Linked DNA regions of Homo sapiens: region 2 is linked to region 1. A link is a loop called in an ENCODE intact Hi-C map of the cell type or tissue named here. Cell type or tissue: mammary epithelial cell. All regions are shown on one strand. Each heading gives the region's core, and the rest is flanking DNA. Links, peaks and the distances in the headings are about the cores only.

Region 1 (8,367 bases), core at 230-8,229:
ACTAAAAATACAAAAATTAGCCGGGCATAGTAGCATGTGCATGTAGTCCCAGCTACTTGGGGGGCTGAGGTGGGAGGATCACTTGAACTCGGGAAGTGGAGACTGGTAAGCTGAGATTGCCCCACTGCACTGCAGTCTGGGTGACCGTGAGACCTTGTCTCAAAAAACAAATAAACAAACGAAAAAACAACAAAAAAATGTTAAATTTTAAGATGTTAAATTTTATGCTATGTGTATATTGCCACAATTAAACATAAATTTTGAAAAATGAGTTAGCATGCATTAATTCATTCAAAAAACATTTATTTTGCATTTATTATATATCAGACTCTGTTCTTGGTGGCAGGGATGAAGGGCTGAACAAAACAAAGTTTTGGCTTTCATAGAACTTGCATCCTAGTATATAGTATATAATAGCAGACATAGTTTTGCTGTCCACCCAATCAAGTGCATCATTTCAGGTTATTGGTTTTCATAAAATAAATGTATTACCCAGAAAATCTGCAACTTGACCTATTTCAATGATGAATATATCTGAAGTTTAAATATCTTAATTCTAAAAGAGCATAATGATTACAATGTTTTAAGTCAGGCCAGGCATGGTGGCTCACAACTGTAATCCCAGTGCTTTGAGAGGCTAAGGCAGGAAGGTTGCTTGAGCCCAGGAGTTGGAGGGTACAGTAAGCTATGATCATGTCACTGCACTCCAGCCTGGGTGACAGAGCGAGACTCTGTCTCTAAACAATAACAAATAAATTTTAAATATTGATCTATCTCTAATATCTTTGGATGTGGTTTTGTTGTTGTTGTTGCTTGTTTGTTTTGAGACAGAGTCTCGCTCTGTCACCCAGGCTGGGGTGCAGTGACGCAATCTTGGCTCACTGCAGCTTCTGCCTCCCAGGTTCAAGTGATTCTCTTGTCTCAGTCTCCTGAGTAGCTGGGATTACAGGCATGCACCACCATGCCCGGCTAATTTTTTTTTTTTCTGAGATGGAGTTTCGCTCTGTCGCCCAGGCTGGAGTGCAGTGGCGCGATCTCGGCTCACTGCAAGCTCTGCCTCCCAGGTTCATGCCATTCTCCTGCCTCAGCCTCCCAAGTAGCTGGGACTACAGGCGCCCGCCACCACGCCTAACTAATTGTTTTTGTATTTTTGGTAGAGACGGGGTTTAACCGTGTTAGCCAGGATGGTCTCGATCTCCTGACCTCGTGATCCACCTGTCTTAGCCTCCCAAAGTGCAGGGATTACAGGATTGAGCCACCGTGCCCGGCCAATTTTTGAATTTTTAGTAGAGACGGGGTTTCATCTGTTGGCCAGGCTGGTCTCGAACTCCTGGCCTCAAGTGACCCACCTCCCAAAGTGCTGAGATTACAGGCGTGAGCCACCTCTCCCAGCCTGCAATGACCTAATTTTTAACAATGGATGATCACATGAAAATTATTTTAGAACAATTTGTTTACCAGTTAGACTGCTGGTTAAATCATCTTCTACTATAGTTACTTCAGGCACTGAGGAATATTTTCCATTGTTTTTTTTTTCTGATGTTTGTGGAGGGTTAGAGTGGCCCCAAAGGATGACCTCCAGATAATAGGGACATGGCATATATTCTAATCAAGAATGTGAGTGCTAAGAGGTTAGGAATTATTTTTCTTTGCTTGGATTTGAATAACTACTGGCTAAACATTAGACATAGGAAAGTACTTGAGGCCGGGCATGGTGGCATGCACTTGTGGTACCACCTACTCAGGAGGCTGAGGCAGGAGAATTGCTTGAGGCCAGGAGTTTGAGACAACATAGCCAGGCCCTGTTTCTAAAAAACATTTTTTTTAATTAGCAGGAGCTAGGTGTGGTGGCTCATACTTGTAATCCTAGCAGTGTGGGAGGCTGAGGTGGGAGGACTGCTTAATCCCAGGAGTTCAAGATCAGCCAGAGCAACAAAGTGGGACCCTGTCTCTACCAAAAAAAAAAAAAAAAAATAGCCAAGTGTGCTGGCATGTGCCTGTAGTTCCAGCTACTCAGGAGACTGAGATGGGTGGACCACTTGAGTCTGGTAGGTTGAGGCTGCAATGCACTATGATCATGCCTGTGAATAGCCACTGCACCCCAGCCTGGGTGACAAAGCAAGACCTTGTCTCAAAAAGAAAAAAAAAAGAAAAGAAATTAGCAGAGAGCTACTGGGGAGGCTCAGGTGGGAGGGGGTCACTTTCAGCCCAGGAGTTAGAGCCCACAGTGTGCTATGATCACATCTGTGAATAGCCACTGCACTACAGCCTGGACAACATATCAAGACCCCATCTCTCTTAAAAAAAAAAAAAGGTACTTGATGAAGCCAGATTGGCTGTGACACTGAATAACATTGTAAGGGTCATTATTGGGATATTAAATACATAATATGCTTGGGTCCCCCGACATGTATATGACCTTTCCTTATTCTGTTGGCATCACGCATCTGCCTCATGCAGGATTATAATTTTTGTGTCAAGAAGGCAAGGCCAGGCACGGTGGCTCACGCCTGTAATCCCAACCCTTTGGGAGGCCAAGGCCGGTGGATCACCTGAGGTCAGAAGTTCAAGACCAGCCTGGCCAACATAGTGAAACCCCATCTCTACTAAAAATACAAAAAATTAGCCAGGTGTGGTGGCGCACACCTGTAGTCCCAGCTACTCAGGAGGCTGAGGCACAAGATCGTGCCACTGCACTCCAGCCTGGGAGACAGAGTGAGACTCTGTCAAAGAAAAAAAAAAAGGCAAAGAGAAAGAGTAAATGTTCAATTTTTGCAGTCTAGTCTTTGCTTTTGAAATTTTCTGAGACCACAGACTTGCAAAATAGGCTTTTGAAGAGATAGGGTTTTCTAAATTCCAAGTGTTCCCTCTTTATTTGAATTAAATAATTCATTAAAATTATTATTTTTTAAATGAAACAGGGTCTTTGTCACCCAGGCTGGGGTGCAGTGGTGCATAGTTCACTGCAGCCTCCAACTCTTGGGCTCAAGTGATCCTCCTGCCTCAGCCTCCTGAGTAGTTGGGACTACCAGCATGAAACACCATGCCCAGCTAATGTGTTTTTTGTAGAGATGTTGCACAGCCTGGCATTGAACTTGTGGCCTCAAGGATCCTCCTGCCTTGGCCTCCCAAAATGCTGGGACTACGGGTATGAGCCACCACACTCGGCCCCAAATGCTGTCTTTTTTTTTTTTTTTTTTTTTTTTTTTTTTTGAGATGGACTGTCACTCTCTTGCCCAGGCTGGAGTATGGTGGCATGATCTCGGCTCACTGCAACCTCTGTCTCCCAGGTTCAAGCAATTCTCTTGCCTCAGCCTCCTGAGTAGCTGAGATTAAAGGTGCGCACCATCACGCCCGGCTAATTTTTGTATTTTTACTGGAGACGGGGTTTCATCATGTTGACCAAGCTGGTCTCGAACTCCTGGCCTCAAGTGATCTGCCCACCTCTGCCACCCAAAGTGCTAGGATTACAGGTGTGAGCCACCGTGCCCGGCCTCTCCCTCTTTATATTTTGAGACAAACCTGGCTGGGTCATAGATTGTTATAATGGCATCATTTTGTTGTTGTTGTTGTTGTTTGAGACGGAGTCTTGCTCTGTCGCCAGGCTAGAGTGCAGTGGCAAAAACTCGGCTCACTGTAACCTTCGCCTCCCTAGTTAAAGCAATTCTCCTGCCTCAGCCTCCTGAGTAACTGGGACTACAGGCGCCCACCACCACACCCGGCTAATTTTTTTTGTATTTTTTTTAGTAGAGACGGGGTTTCACCATGTTAGCCAGGATGGTCTCAATCTCCTGACCTCGTGATCCGCCCGCCTCAGCCTCCCAAAGTGCTGGGATTACAGGCGTGAGCCACCGCGCCCGGTCATGTCTACGAAAAATACTAAAAGTCACTACTAAAAACAGAAGAAATTAGCCAGGGGTGGTGGTGCGAGCTTGTAATCCCAGCTACTCTGGAGGCTCAGGCAGAAGAATCGCTTGAACCCGGGAGGTGGAGGTTGCAGTGAGCCGAGATCGCGCCATTGCACTCCAGCCTGGGCGACAGAGCAAGACTCCATCAAAAAAAAAAAAAAAAAAAAAGAAAAGGAAAAAGAGAGAAATTCTCTGGATTTAGGATGTCATTTCGGTTTCTTTATCAATTTGGCTCCCTCTAGAGGTCAGTTAGCAAATTTTAGTCAGCGCGACTTAAACACCTTGGCCCTCTTAAAACAGTAATTTCTCCTAGGAAGGTTTTGGAGAAAATGATTGAAATTGATTAATAGAGTCTATTTTTTAGCAAACATTATATTTAATTTTTTTGTTTAAAATTACTAAGGCTGCCAGATTTAGCAAATAAAAATACAGGACACCCAGTAATATTTACAGTTCAGATTTAAAAATTAATTTTTTAACCTAAGAATGTCCCAAATACATTAATCCAGCAACTCTGTATATCTGTATATAGAGACATACACTATATATACAGTGTTTTACTCCTCATTTGTTAAGTGAGGATTCTGAGGATCAAAACATCCAACTCCAGCCTCTCATTTTCCCAACATTCCCATGGCTTGTTCTTGTTATTTCATTCTAAGTTTTCTTCTAAGTTCTCAAAAGAAATCAGATCATAGGTCTGGTCAGATAACTTGATTTTAAGCTCCAAAGGACCTGAGATATTGAAGGAAACCAAAATATTTCACCCCAAAATATCCTTTGTTGACATATTTTGAGATAGCTCTTCAGAGAGCTAAGCAGCCCTGCAAAGCTGTCTTTTGCGTTGAGCTTTTTGCATCTGTAGAGCAAATCTGCATCCCTGCAGCCAGGCTTTCTGAGGTCCTCCCTGGTCCAGATCTAGGAAAGATGAACTGAGAGTCTGACATCTCTCAAGATCTGAAAGGAATATTTCCCACCTCTTCTCTCTGAGGGCTGCTACCCGTGAGGTTTCAGCTGCATAACAAGACCACCTTTGCTAGCCAGGCGTCCTTTTCTCTCCCATCCATAATCTGTCTTGCCACTGTCACCTGACTTACCACCATAAACTTTTTGGGGCCATGCTCGGAGCCCCCATTTTTTCTGTAATCTCAAAATGGTAGAGGCTGGGTGTGGTGGCTCACGCCTGTAATCCCAGCACTTTGGGAGGCCGAGGCGGGCGGATCACAAGGTCAGGAGATCGAGACCATCCTGGCTAACACAGTGAAACCCTGTCTCTACTAAAAAAAATACAAAAAATTAGCAGGGCGTGGTGGCAGGTGCCTGTAGTCCCAGCTACTTGGGAGGCTGAGGCAGGAGAATGGCATGAACTTGGGAGGCGGAGTTTGCAGTGAGCCGAGATCCTGCCACTGCACTCCAGCCTGGGCAACAGAGCGAGACTCCGTCTCAAAAAAAAAAGGTAGAAAAGTCTGGGCCTGGTGGCTCACACCTGTAATCCCAACACTTTGGGAGGCCCAGGTGGGTGGATCACTTGAGGTCAGGAGTTCAAGACCAGCCTGGCCAACATGGCCAAACCCCATATCTACTAAAAATCCAAAAAATTAGCCGGGTGTGGTGGTGGGGTATTCCCAGCTACTCTGGAGGCTGAGGCATGAGAATCACTTGAACCTGGGAGGTGGAGGTTTCAGTGAGCCGAGATGGCACCACTGCACTCTAGCCTGGGCAACAGAGCGAGACTCTGTCTCAAAAAAAAAAAAAAAAAAGGCAGAAAAGCTTCTGTGCTTCACTGGGAAGCTGGGGTGATCGTTCTGTGATTTTCCCCTATGCATGTTAATAGATTTGCAAGCTTTGTCTCTTAATAATCTGCCTTTGTCTGTTGATGTTCAGCAAACCTTTGGGAAGGTTTCCCTTGGCCCCTACAGTGTTGGCGTCACAGACAGGATCCTAAAGCTGCTCTACTTTTCTGGAAGCCACAGTCCAGGGAACCCAGGACCTGACAAAGCATCAGAAGGGTAAGAAATTCCTACCAGCCAGGCTTCCGGCCTCTCTCCGTGAAATCCGGTCAAGCAGACAGCAGAAATCACTGTTTGTCTCTTTTCCCTTGCCTAAAATCTTGATTAATTGGAGAAAAGGATTTGTGTGACTAGTCTTGGGTTACGTAGCGATTCTGGTATATTTTTAGGCATGAATATTGGTATTGTCTGATCCTTTTTCTCTCAGTCTTTTCCCTTGTATTTTGGTATTGATCTGTCATAAAGAGGGGTGCCCTAGGGTAGAACATGGATCTAGAACCCCCAGAAGCCCACTGTGCCAGCTGGCTCTGCAGTTTTTTTGTTGTTGTCATTGTTTTTTTTTAGATAGAGTCTCGCTCTGTCACCCAGGCTGGGGTGCAGTGGTGTGATCTCAGCCCACTGCAACCTCCGCTTCCCAGGTTCAAGCGATTCTCTTGCATCAGCCTCCTGAGTAGCTGGAATTACAGGCACGCGCCACTGCGCCCGGCCAATGAGTCCTATTTATAAGGTGCTTTTGTTGTCTCAACCCCTGCTGCCTGGTTAGTCCTGGGAAAGTCCAATCCCAGGAGAGCCTGCCTCGTGTCACAGATTAATAGGTGTATGACTGGTGGCCCCCCATAAATGTGTGGGATACTAGAAGCACTGTATGTAAAAACGCCATCTTTTATCATCTGTGGCAACAAGAGTCTTTTGCTGCCTTAGTCTATTCCTGGGAGTGAATTTGTGAGGATGGGGATCGTTGAGGCTGCCTGTTCTATGCCCTCTCCAAGAAGCACCTCTTGTTTATTGGTAAAAACTTCATTGAAACCTGGAAAATAACCTCCTGGGCATTCCATGAAGAGGCTTATTAGATTGAGTTGCTATTTGCATAAGTACATCTCGGGAAATTCTTTTTTTTTTTTTGAGACAGAGTCTCACTCTGGCACCCAGGCTAGAGTGCAGTGGCTCAATCTCGGCCCCCTGCAACCTCCGCCTCCCGGGTTCAAGCAATTCTCCTGTCTCAGCCTCCCAAGTAACTGGGATTACAGAGGCAAGCCACCATACCCAGCTAATTTTTGTATTTTTAGTAGAGACAGGGTTTCACCATGTTGGCAGGCTGGTCTTGAATTCCTGACCTCAAGTGATCCCCCCCCAACCCGGCCTCCCAAAGTGCTGGGATTACAGGCTTGAGCCACCATGCCTGGCCACATCTCAGGAAATTCTAATCATCAGTGGCCAAAAGATTGATTCTTTAAGTTACAAAGGCCCCCTAAACTAAAACTATTTTAGAGACCTCTCATTCCAAACAAGTGCCTTATTTGTGTTTAGGGAAAGATCAAATTAAAAGAAAGGCACTAATAGTATCATGGCTAGCCTTAGACATTTTCCTAACAAAAGTTTCAGAACAAAAATCTGACGGAAAACAAAGTTAAAATCCTTTGTACGCTTAAACTGCCTGCTTTGGAGTCCCTGCAGGATTTGTAGTGGCGGCCACTCCACCTTGTGGCCTAGGAGTTAAAATTCTGTGCTTTCACCACTGTGGACTGGATTTGATTCCCAATTAGGGAGCCACTTCCTTTTGGTTAAAAGGTTCAAAGCCCAAAAATATTGGCTGTTTTTCCTGGTTGAAATCTGATAATTAGAGATTATTATCTCTTATTATTATCTCAGTAAGGGCTTCAGCTATGTGAGACAGATAAACTTTAATCTGTTCCATTTACAGAGACACAGTTTAATCCACCTGTCCTTTTAAACTAGTGAGTTTTACCAGTCTCATGGCTATGATTTTGAAATCAAAGCTGTAAGACCTTTATTTATGTTATTTATGTCTGCATGTTTTTTGTTTGTTTGTTTTGTTTTGTTTTGAGACGGAGTTTCGCTCTTGTTGCCCAGGCTGGAGTGCAATGGTGGGATCTCAGCTCACCGCAACCTCCGCCTGCCGAGTTCAAGCGATTCTCCTGCCTCAGCCTCCTGAGTAGCTGGGATTACAGGCGCCCACCACCACGCCCAGCTAATTTTGTATTTTTAGTAGAGATGGGGTTTCTCCATGTTGATCAGGCTGGTCTTGAACTCCTGACCTCAGGTGATCCACCAGCCTCGGCCTCCCAAAGTGCTGGGATTACAGGCATGAGTCACCACGCCCAGCCGTCTGCATGTATTTTTATATACACATGTCTGCTTGTATATTATCTACATGGTACCAAATTGACTTATAAATAAATTAGCATTTATAAATTAATAATCCCAAATGCTTTTCAAATTCATGCAACATCTTTGGTAAATAAAACCAGTTTTAATATTGTTGATACAATAAAATAAAAACATTGTCTGAATGTAATTTAGACATTTTGTCTGAGTCTATTGGTTTAGATGGGTTTATACTGTCTCTGTGATATGTTTTAAGATTGTAAAACTGTTAACAGCTTCTGCAATTTTTCTTGTTGTTGTTACTGTTTTTGAAACATGGTCCT
Region 2 (8,367 bases), core at 42-8,041, 67 kb before region 1:
AGCCTCCCAAAGTGCTAGGATTACAGGCATGGGCCACTGTGCTCAACCAAAAATAATTTTTTAATTATCAAGAACATTTGAAATATAAAATTATATCCTGTATTTTTTTGTTGTTGTTGTTAATTGAGACAGGGTCTTGCTCTGTGGCCCAGGCTGGAGTGCAGTGGTACAATCATAGCTCACTGCAGCCTCGAACTCCTGGGCTCCAAGGATCCTCCTGCCTCAGCCTCTCAAGTAGCTGGGACTACAGGAATGCACCACCGTGTCTAGCTAACTTTAATTATTTTGCTTTTGTAGAGACAGGATCTGGCTATGTTGACCAGCCTGGTTTCCAACTCCTGGCCTCAAGCAATCCTCCTGCCTCAGCCTCCCAAAGTGTTGGGATGATAGGCATGAGTCACTGTGCCTTCCAATCCTCTTGTTTTGTTTTGTTTTGTTTTGTTTTGTTTTGTTTTGTTTTGTTTTGTTGAGACAGGGTTTCACCATGTTGCCCAGGCTGGTCTTGAACTCCTGGACTCACGCAATCCTCCCACCTTGGCCTCCCAAAGTACTAGGATTACAGGCGTGAGCCACGATTCCCGGCCAATCCTCTGTTTTTAATAGTGAACTCGCCCTGGTGAATAATATAACTTAAGATGTTAGCTAATCATAGTAGTGTGTATGTATAATTTAAAACTATACATATATTAAGACTGCTCAAAAAGTAATCACACTACAAAGGCTAAGCAATCAAAAAAGCTTGGAGAAGACACACAAATGACCAACAGTTGTATGAAAAATGCTCAGCATCACTCATCATCAGCAAAATGCAAAGCAAAACTACAGTGAGATATTGCACCCCAGTTACAATGGCTATTGTCAAAAAGACAAAAAATAACAAATCTTGGTGAGGATACAGGGAAAGGGGATATACACTGTTGGTGAGAATGTGAGTTAATACAGCCATGGAAACCATATGAAAGTTCCTCAAAAAACTACAAATCAAAACTACCTTTGATCTAGCAAGCCCACTGCTAGTATATATCCAAAAGAAAGACGCATATCAAAGAGGTACTGTACTTGTATGTTTATTGGAGCACAATTCACAACAGCCAAAATATCAACCCCAGTGCCTATCAGCAAATGAATGGATAAAGAAAATATGGTACATATACATGATGGACTATTATTCAGCCATAAAAGATGAAATCCTGTCATTTGCAGCAACATGAGTTGACCTGGAGGACATTATGTGAAATGAAATAAGCCAGGCACAGAAAGACAAATACCACATGATCTCTCTAATATGTAGGAAACTTGAAACAGTTGATCTCATGGAGTTAGAGAAAAGAATGGTGGTTCCCAGCTGGGTGCAGTGGCTCGTGCCTGTAATCCCAGCACTTTGGGAGGCTGAGGCGGGCGGATCAGAAGGTCAGGAGATCGAGACCATCCTGGCTAACATGGTGAAACCCTGCCTCTACTGAAAATACAAAAAATTAGCTGGGCATGGTGGCGGGCGTCTGCAGTCCCAGCTACTCGGAAGGCTGAGGCAGGAGAATGGCGTGAACCTGGGAGGTGGAGCTTGCAAGTGAGTGGAGATTGCACCACTGCACTCCAGCCTGGGCGACAGAGCGAGACTCTGTCTCTAAATAAATAAATAAATAAGTAAATAACACATGTACTCCAGAAATATGTATAACTATCATGTATCAATAAAAAATTAGTTTTTAACAAAGACTTGGAGGTTGGGCACAGTGGCTCATGCCTGCAATCTCATCACTTTGGGAGGCTGAGACAGGAGAATCACTTGAGCCGAGGAGTTCGAGACCAGCCTAAGCAACATAGTGAGACCTCATCTCTACAGAAAATTCAAAAATTAGCTGGGTATGGTGGTGTGTGCCTGCAGTCCCAGCTACTTGGGAGAGTGAGGCAGAAGTATCTTGAGCCCAGGAGTTCGAGGCTGCAGAGAGCTTTGATGGTGCCACTGCACTTCAGCCCGGGTGACACCCAGATTCTGTCTCTGAAAAAGAAAAACAAAAAACCCACTGCTCTTCCTCTCCACCTGTCATCCACAAGCCTCCCAGGTAGATTCTCCATCACCCAGAGGCAGGTGGGGAATTCCTCCACCCTCACAGTCCACTGAGTCCGAGTGTGCTTCCTCACAGGACCTGAGTGATTGCTGACCTATCTCATGTGGAGGGCCATTCTTCCTTGAGACACTGTTTCTGTTTTCCTGATTTTCCTGTAACCATCCAAACCACTCTTTTTCCCTTTGTGGCCACTTTTCCTTACTTTAGCCGTGAGCCACTGCCTTGCAGATGTAGCCTTTCCCTCTGCATGGCTGATTCTCAAATCTTTGTCTCCAGGCTTGGACTCCCCCATATACCCCAGTCTCTGTCTGTCCAAATGTTTACAAGATTCCCACACATTCCCCTAAGCTTAATGTGTGTAAAACAACACCTCCTTTCCCACCCACCTTCCCTGTTTTCCTGGCCTGGTTGAAGATCACTATTTTCAGGACTGCTGAGGCAAGGACTCTGAGATCACTCTCACCCTCCCTCTCTAATTGACCATCGTCATCCAAGCTGTCACAGACACCTGTCAATATTGCCTTCCAGGGGTCCCCTAGACTTCACTGTTTCCTTTTTGTTCTTTTTGCCCCGACTCTGAGCCCTCACCAGGTCACATCCGCATGGCTGCTACTTCCTTTTGTCTGGCTGCCTTCTCTCAAGCTGAAATGAGCTCTTATCTGCCGGTAGCCCATTAGTCTCACATTATATATGTCACTCAGGCTCCCCCACAGATGCCCTGTTCCCACTAGAATATTGGCTTCATTGGGTCCCTGCCCTCCACACCTCTTCCAGGCTCCCTCTCTGTCCAGACTGTCACACCTCACACATCCTCTTCCCTCCTCCCCATGGGCTCACTCTGTCACGCAGGCTGGAGTGCAGTGACAGGATCATAACTCACTGCAGCCTCAAACTCTCAGGCTCAAGTGATCCTCCCACCTCAGCCTCCCAAGTAGCCAGGACTACAGGTGCACATTACCATGCCCAGCTGTTTTTTACTTTTTAGTTGAGATGGAGTCTCACTGTGTTGCTCAAGCTGGTCTTGAACTCCTGGGCTCAGGCGATCCTCCCACTTTGGCCTCCCAAAGTGCTGGGATCACAGGCATGCATGAGCCACTGTGCCCAGCCTCCCACCTCCTCCTCTTTTGCGTGCTCTGCCATCAGGCAATCTGTGATCCTGCTCCATTCTAAGCTCTGCCATGTGTTAGTGCTTTGATCTTAGACAAACTAACAGCTCCAAAACCTCAATTTCTTTATCCATAAAATTATTACTACCTCGGCCGGGCACGGTGGCTTATGCCTGTAATCCCAGCACTTTGGGAGGCCGAGGCGGGTGGATCACTTGAGGTCAGGAGTACCAGACCAGCCTGCCCAACATCGTGAAACCCCGTGTCTACTAAAATACAAAAATTAGCTGGACGTGATGGTGGTCGCCTGTAATCCCAGCTAGTCAGGAGGCTGAGGCAGGAGAATCACTTGAACCCGGGAGGCGGAGGTTGCAGTGAGCCAAGATTGCGCCATTGCATTCCAGCCTGGGCAGCAGAGCAAGACTCCATCTCAGAAAAAAAAAAAAAAATATATATATATATATATACACACACACACACACACACACACACACACACACACACACATATATACACATCAATATGTATATATATACATATATGTGTGTGTGTATATATATACATATATACACGTGTAGATATACACGTATATATATATATACATATAACCTTATTTCGGGGTTGTTGAAAGGATGAAAATGGCATCATGCATGGAAGGTTATTTAGCCCAGTACCTAGCATAAAGATCTGAATTGTGCCTCGTTTTAGGATTAGCAAAACGTGATTGGCAAAATCAGAGTCATATGGCAAACACCCAGTTGGGTGAGTGAGTCACAGGAATAGGTGCTTAATGTTTGTTGGCTTAACAACTTGCAAGCTCTAACATAATCTCCGTCCTCTGCTAACATTATCTGATAGCTCAGATGCTGAAACATTTCATTCTTCTTTAAACTCCATGGCGTTTATGCGCGTGAGCCGCCACACCTGGGCTGACTCTTTTTTGTAATTCTTTCACAGATGTTCCATCTGTCTAACTAGTTTTCAAGTTCCTTGAGGACAAGGATAATGATATTATTACAGCTGACATTTCTTGAATGTGGACTATGAGCTAGCATTTTCAATTTATAAACTCGCTTAACCCGCACCACAGCCTGATGAGGGAGCTTGCTGTCGTCATCCCTGAGTTATGAATCAGGAAGCAGAGGCCCAGGTTGCCAGCGTGTTACCCGAGGGCACAAGGTTAGTGAGCAGCAGCACTGAAGCACTGCAGCCCAGCCCAGCAGCAAGGTATGTTGCCGTGTACTGCTTCCTAGGGTGCGGGACTGCACGCCCTCAGGTGAGTAGGAGAGAACTTACTGATTCCCTGACTGATAGAAACCCTTATCTTTGCAGCTACACGTGCTTTTCTAGCAGATGCCTGGGCTCCTGGACATATTGCTCTGAGGCTATTTGACAGCACTCCTGCCATCCTCCTGGCCCCCTAAGATAAAACTTTCTTTAAAGAGCGTCCTAAAAACCAGATTTACACACAAAAGCCAGGATGACTCCTAGCAGATGTTTTGCTACCTGAAGGTTGTTATGTCATGTAGAAAATGAAGGAGGAAAGAAAGAAAAGGAGAAGGAGGGGAGAGGGCATGTGGGAGAAGGGGAGAGGGCATGTGGGAGAAGGGGTGAGGACAGTGAACAGACCGGGGAGTACCAGAAAGACCAGCTCTTCCCAAACAGCTTCTGCCATGATGCTTGCTTCATGCTAAATGACCCACAAACTTCATTCATGTGTGGGTTTGCCCTTGTGCCTTCTTGGTCCCCCAAGCAGGGACAGAGTTCTGTTCGGAGAAGCTGGAATGGACCGAAAGCCAGGGAAGGAGCTGGTGGAAACCCAGGCAGGCCTCCCTCAAGTGGCATGATCTCAGGAAATGGAAATATTGTACAAAGAAGCAAGATGCCTGGCGCCAACTTCCATGCTGTGCTGAATGACAAATCCAAGATGGTTGGCCAGGTATGGTGGCTCACGCCTGTAATCCCAGCACTTTGGGAGGCTGAGGCAGGTGGATCACTTGAGGTCAGGAGTTCAAGACCAACCTGGCCAACATGGTGAAACCCTGTCTCTACTAAAAATCCAAAAATTAACCAGGTGTAGTGGCGTGTGCCTGTAATCCCAGCTACTCAGGAGGCTGAGGCAGGAGAATCACTTAAACCTGAGAGGCAGAGGCTGCAGTGAGCCGAGATTGCACCACTGCACTCCAGGCTGGGCAACAGAGTGAGACTCTGTCTCTCATAAAGAAAAAAAATGGCATATGAAACATGAATTTTAAGTAAAAAATTACACAGGATGTGTTACTGTACTGGAAACTAACTTTGGAAAATAGGAGTAGATTTCCTGCACCTTATATCAACTCCTTCTGTGATAGAAATGAAACCCACTCTAATGATCCCAAGCATATCTGTGAAGTCTTACAAGGGGTCAGACTGGCAGCACCATCCACAGGGACATTACCTCTAAGGATCATATATCAAGAGCCAGATCCCAATCAGGAAATTTCTTCCACCATTGTCAGTACAAAGGGCACTCAGCAAGCATCTTTTCCAAATGGACATCTACCCAGAAGTATCCACATAACCCAATCATCAATACTCAGAAACAAGAAGATATTAGAACTGTTCTTTCTTGCAGGGGTAAAAATAAGGAGGATTAGGAAGATGAAGCCATGGCAATGAACGATAAGTAGCACAAACCTTACCTAATCTCTGTCTCATTTAACTGGGTAAACAGCAGCTCTGACACAATTATATGCCCCCAGATGCTGCTGTGACATTACTAGGTTACAGTGAACACAGTATCAGCTGATGCCATTGGAATAAACATGCAGATTTCCAAAACCAAAGTGTTTGCATGTAATATATATTTCATGTTCTTGTCACCTCAAGCCTGTCTTGAAGCTGATTTCATGCAGCATCCTCTAGACTTGAAGGAACATCACTCCACATTTCAAAGAGTAACAGCATGTATTTTTACAATTTACTCCTTAGCAGGGGGGAATTAGAGCATTAACTGTAGGAAATTTTTCTCTTGTACAATAAACCGAAAGCTTTGTAACCATAAAATGACAATTTTCATTAAAAAGCACGCTTACTTTTGGTATTGCCAGTTACGTAAAGGATAAATGTCTTCGGGCAAAAGGACACGTGGCCATAACCTTTTCCTGACAAGTCTGTCTCCGGTTTTCTCCAAGCAATGTCAGATTTTATATTTTTCCAAAAGAAACAAACGGGAATGCCTCATGAATTGTTCCTGTGGATTTTTAGTTCAATACTACATGACACTTGTATATTAGGCTCCTAAATACTGTGCAACACGGCAACAGTGATGAGAATCACTACTCTTAGACCACACTTGAATTAGTGTCTCTTCCATCCACCCACGTTTTTTGGCTCTTCTTCCTCTGATCTCCCCTGCCTTGAGGCTCAGCACTCCCCCTAACACCCTAGTGGTTCTCAACCTGGGCAATTATGCCCCCAGGAGACATTTTTGGTTGTTGCAACTAGGGGATGCCACTGGCATGTAGTGGGTAGAGGCTAGGGATTCTGCTAAACATCCTACAAGGCACAGGACAGCCCCCCAAAACAAAAATGATCTAGCTCCACATGCCAATAGTACTGTGGCTGAGAAAACCTGCAATATGCTAACCAAACCACTTTTAATTAAAAGGAGAAAAAAGGCCGGGAGCGGTGGCTCACGCCTGTAATCCCAGCACTTTGGGAGGCCGAGGCGGGCGGATCACGAGGTCAAGAGATCGAGACCATCCCGGCTAAAACGGTGAAACCCCGTCTCTACTAAAAATACAAAAAAATTAGCCGGGCGTAGTGGCGGGCGCCTGTAGTCCCAGCTACTTGGGAGGCTGAGGCAGGAGAATGGCGTGAACCCGGGAGGCGGAGCTTGCAGTGAGCCGAGATCCCGCCACTGCACTCCAGCCTGGGCGACAGAGCGAGACTCCGTCTCAAAAAAAAATAAAAAATAAAAAAAAAAAAAAAATAAAAGGAGAAAAAAGCCTTTTCAAGATCTTACAACGGCTCTTATTAGATTATAAATTGTAACCTCCTCAGCCTTACTTTCAACACCTTTCCCAATCCATTTCTAACCTACCTGTCACCTGAACTGAGCAAACCTATGCTGAGCTCCCCCATGTGCAGGAGGTGCAAAGCTACTGAAAGACGAAGAGGGGTTGGTGCTTTCCAGAAGCCCATTCACGGGTGCAGGAGACGGAGAAACTGGAGCATGTGGCTAGCACCCAGCAGGTATCAGGAATGGTCTTTCCTTTCTTCCTAATTAGCTCTAATTCCAGGCTGACTGTGATGGGTGGATAAAGAGTGGTGGATCTTAGTGTTTTCCCCACATCGTAATCTGTGCTCTTGTTTGTCTTTTAATCTATTAGGAAAATTTGAAAGACTAGGTTTTTTTCTATTTGACATAGATCTACCTTTCTTTCTTTCCTTCCTTCCTTCTTTCCTTCCTTCCTTCCTTCCCTCTTTTTTTTTTTTTTTTTTTTTTTGAGACGGAGTTTCGCTGTTGTCGCCCAGGCTGGAGTGCAATGGTACGATCTCGGCTCACCGCAACCTCCGCCTCCCAGGTCCAAGGGATTCTCCTGCCTCAGCCTCCTGAGTAGCTGGGATTACAGGCATGCACCACTACATCCAGCTAATTTTGTATTTTTAGTAGAGATGGGGTTTCTCCATGTTGGTCAGGCTGGTCTCGAACTCCCGACCTCAGGTGATCTGCCCACCTCGGCCTCCCAAAGTGCTGGGATTACAGGCACGAGCCACCATGCCTGGGCTTCTTTCCTCTTTCTTTTTAAGAAACATGGTCTTTCGCCTGTAATCCTAGCACTCTGGGAGGCTGAGGCGGGAGGATCACCTGAGGTCGAGAGTTCAAGACCAACCTGATCAACATGGAGAAACCCCGTCTCTACTGAAAATACAAAATTAGCCAGGCGTCATGGTGCATGCCTGTAATCCCAGCTACTCGGGAGGCTGAGGCAGGAGAATTGCTTGAACCCAGGAGGTGGAGGTTGCGGTGAGCCGAGGTCATGCCATTGCACTCCAGCCTGGGCAACAAGAGTGAAACTCAGTCTCAAAAAAAAAGAAACAGGATCTTACTCTGTCACCCATGCTGGAGTGCAGTGGTGCAGTCATGGCTCACTGCAGCCTGGAATCCCTGGGCTCAAGTGATCTTCCTGCCTCAGCCTCCCAAATAG

Evidence for each region. Hi-C counts contacts between places; a loop is a spot of excess contacts. Peaks named below come from ENCODE experiments on the same cell type or tissue, not always from the same donor. Only the 100,000 strongest peaks of a DNase experiment are listed, where the experiment ranks them.
Region 2: a loop joins it to region 1, with 14 times the contacts of the local background. A loop is called at or near these places in 3 of 110 quality-filtered maps.

What each region holds. Positions count from the first base shown.
Region 1 is chr10:35,235,977-35,244,343 of GRCh38, reverse strand. LINC02634 (long intergenic non-protein coding RNA 2634) reads left to right here. Exons shown (of 3, transcript XR_930819.3): 2 at 5,793-5,917. Among named protein-coding and RNA genes, the nearest start is that of LINC02634, 4.5 kb to the left of the region's middle. In mammary epithelial cell, for the core only: CTCF peaks have their summits at 4,145 (motif pointing left) and 7,409 (motif pointing left); no DNase peak of the experiment used is centred there.
Region 2 is chr10:35,303,076-35,311,442 of GRCh38, reverse strand. LOC107984220 (a long non-coding RNA gene) reads left to right here and starts at 4,728. Exons shown (of 3, transcript XR_007062113.1): 1 at 4,728-5,114. It also overlaps a transcript of CCNY not described here. RefSeq lists a silencer at 6,567-6,626. In mammary epithelial cell, for the core only: no CTCF peak of the experiment used is centred there; DNase peaks (open chromatin) are centred at 3,952 and 4,342; H3K4me3 peaks cover 572 bases; H3K27ac peaks cover 1,438 bases.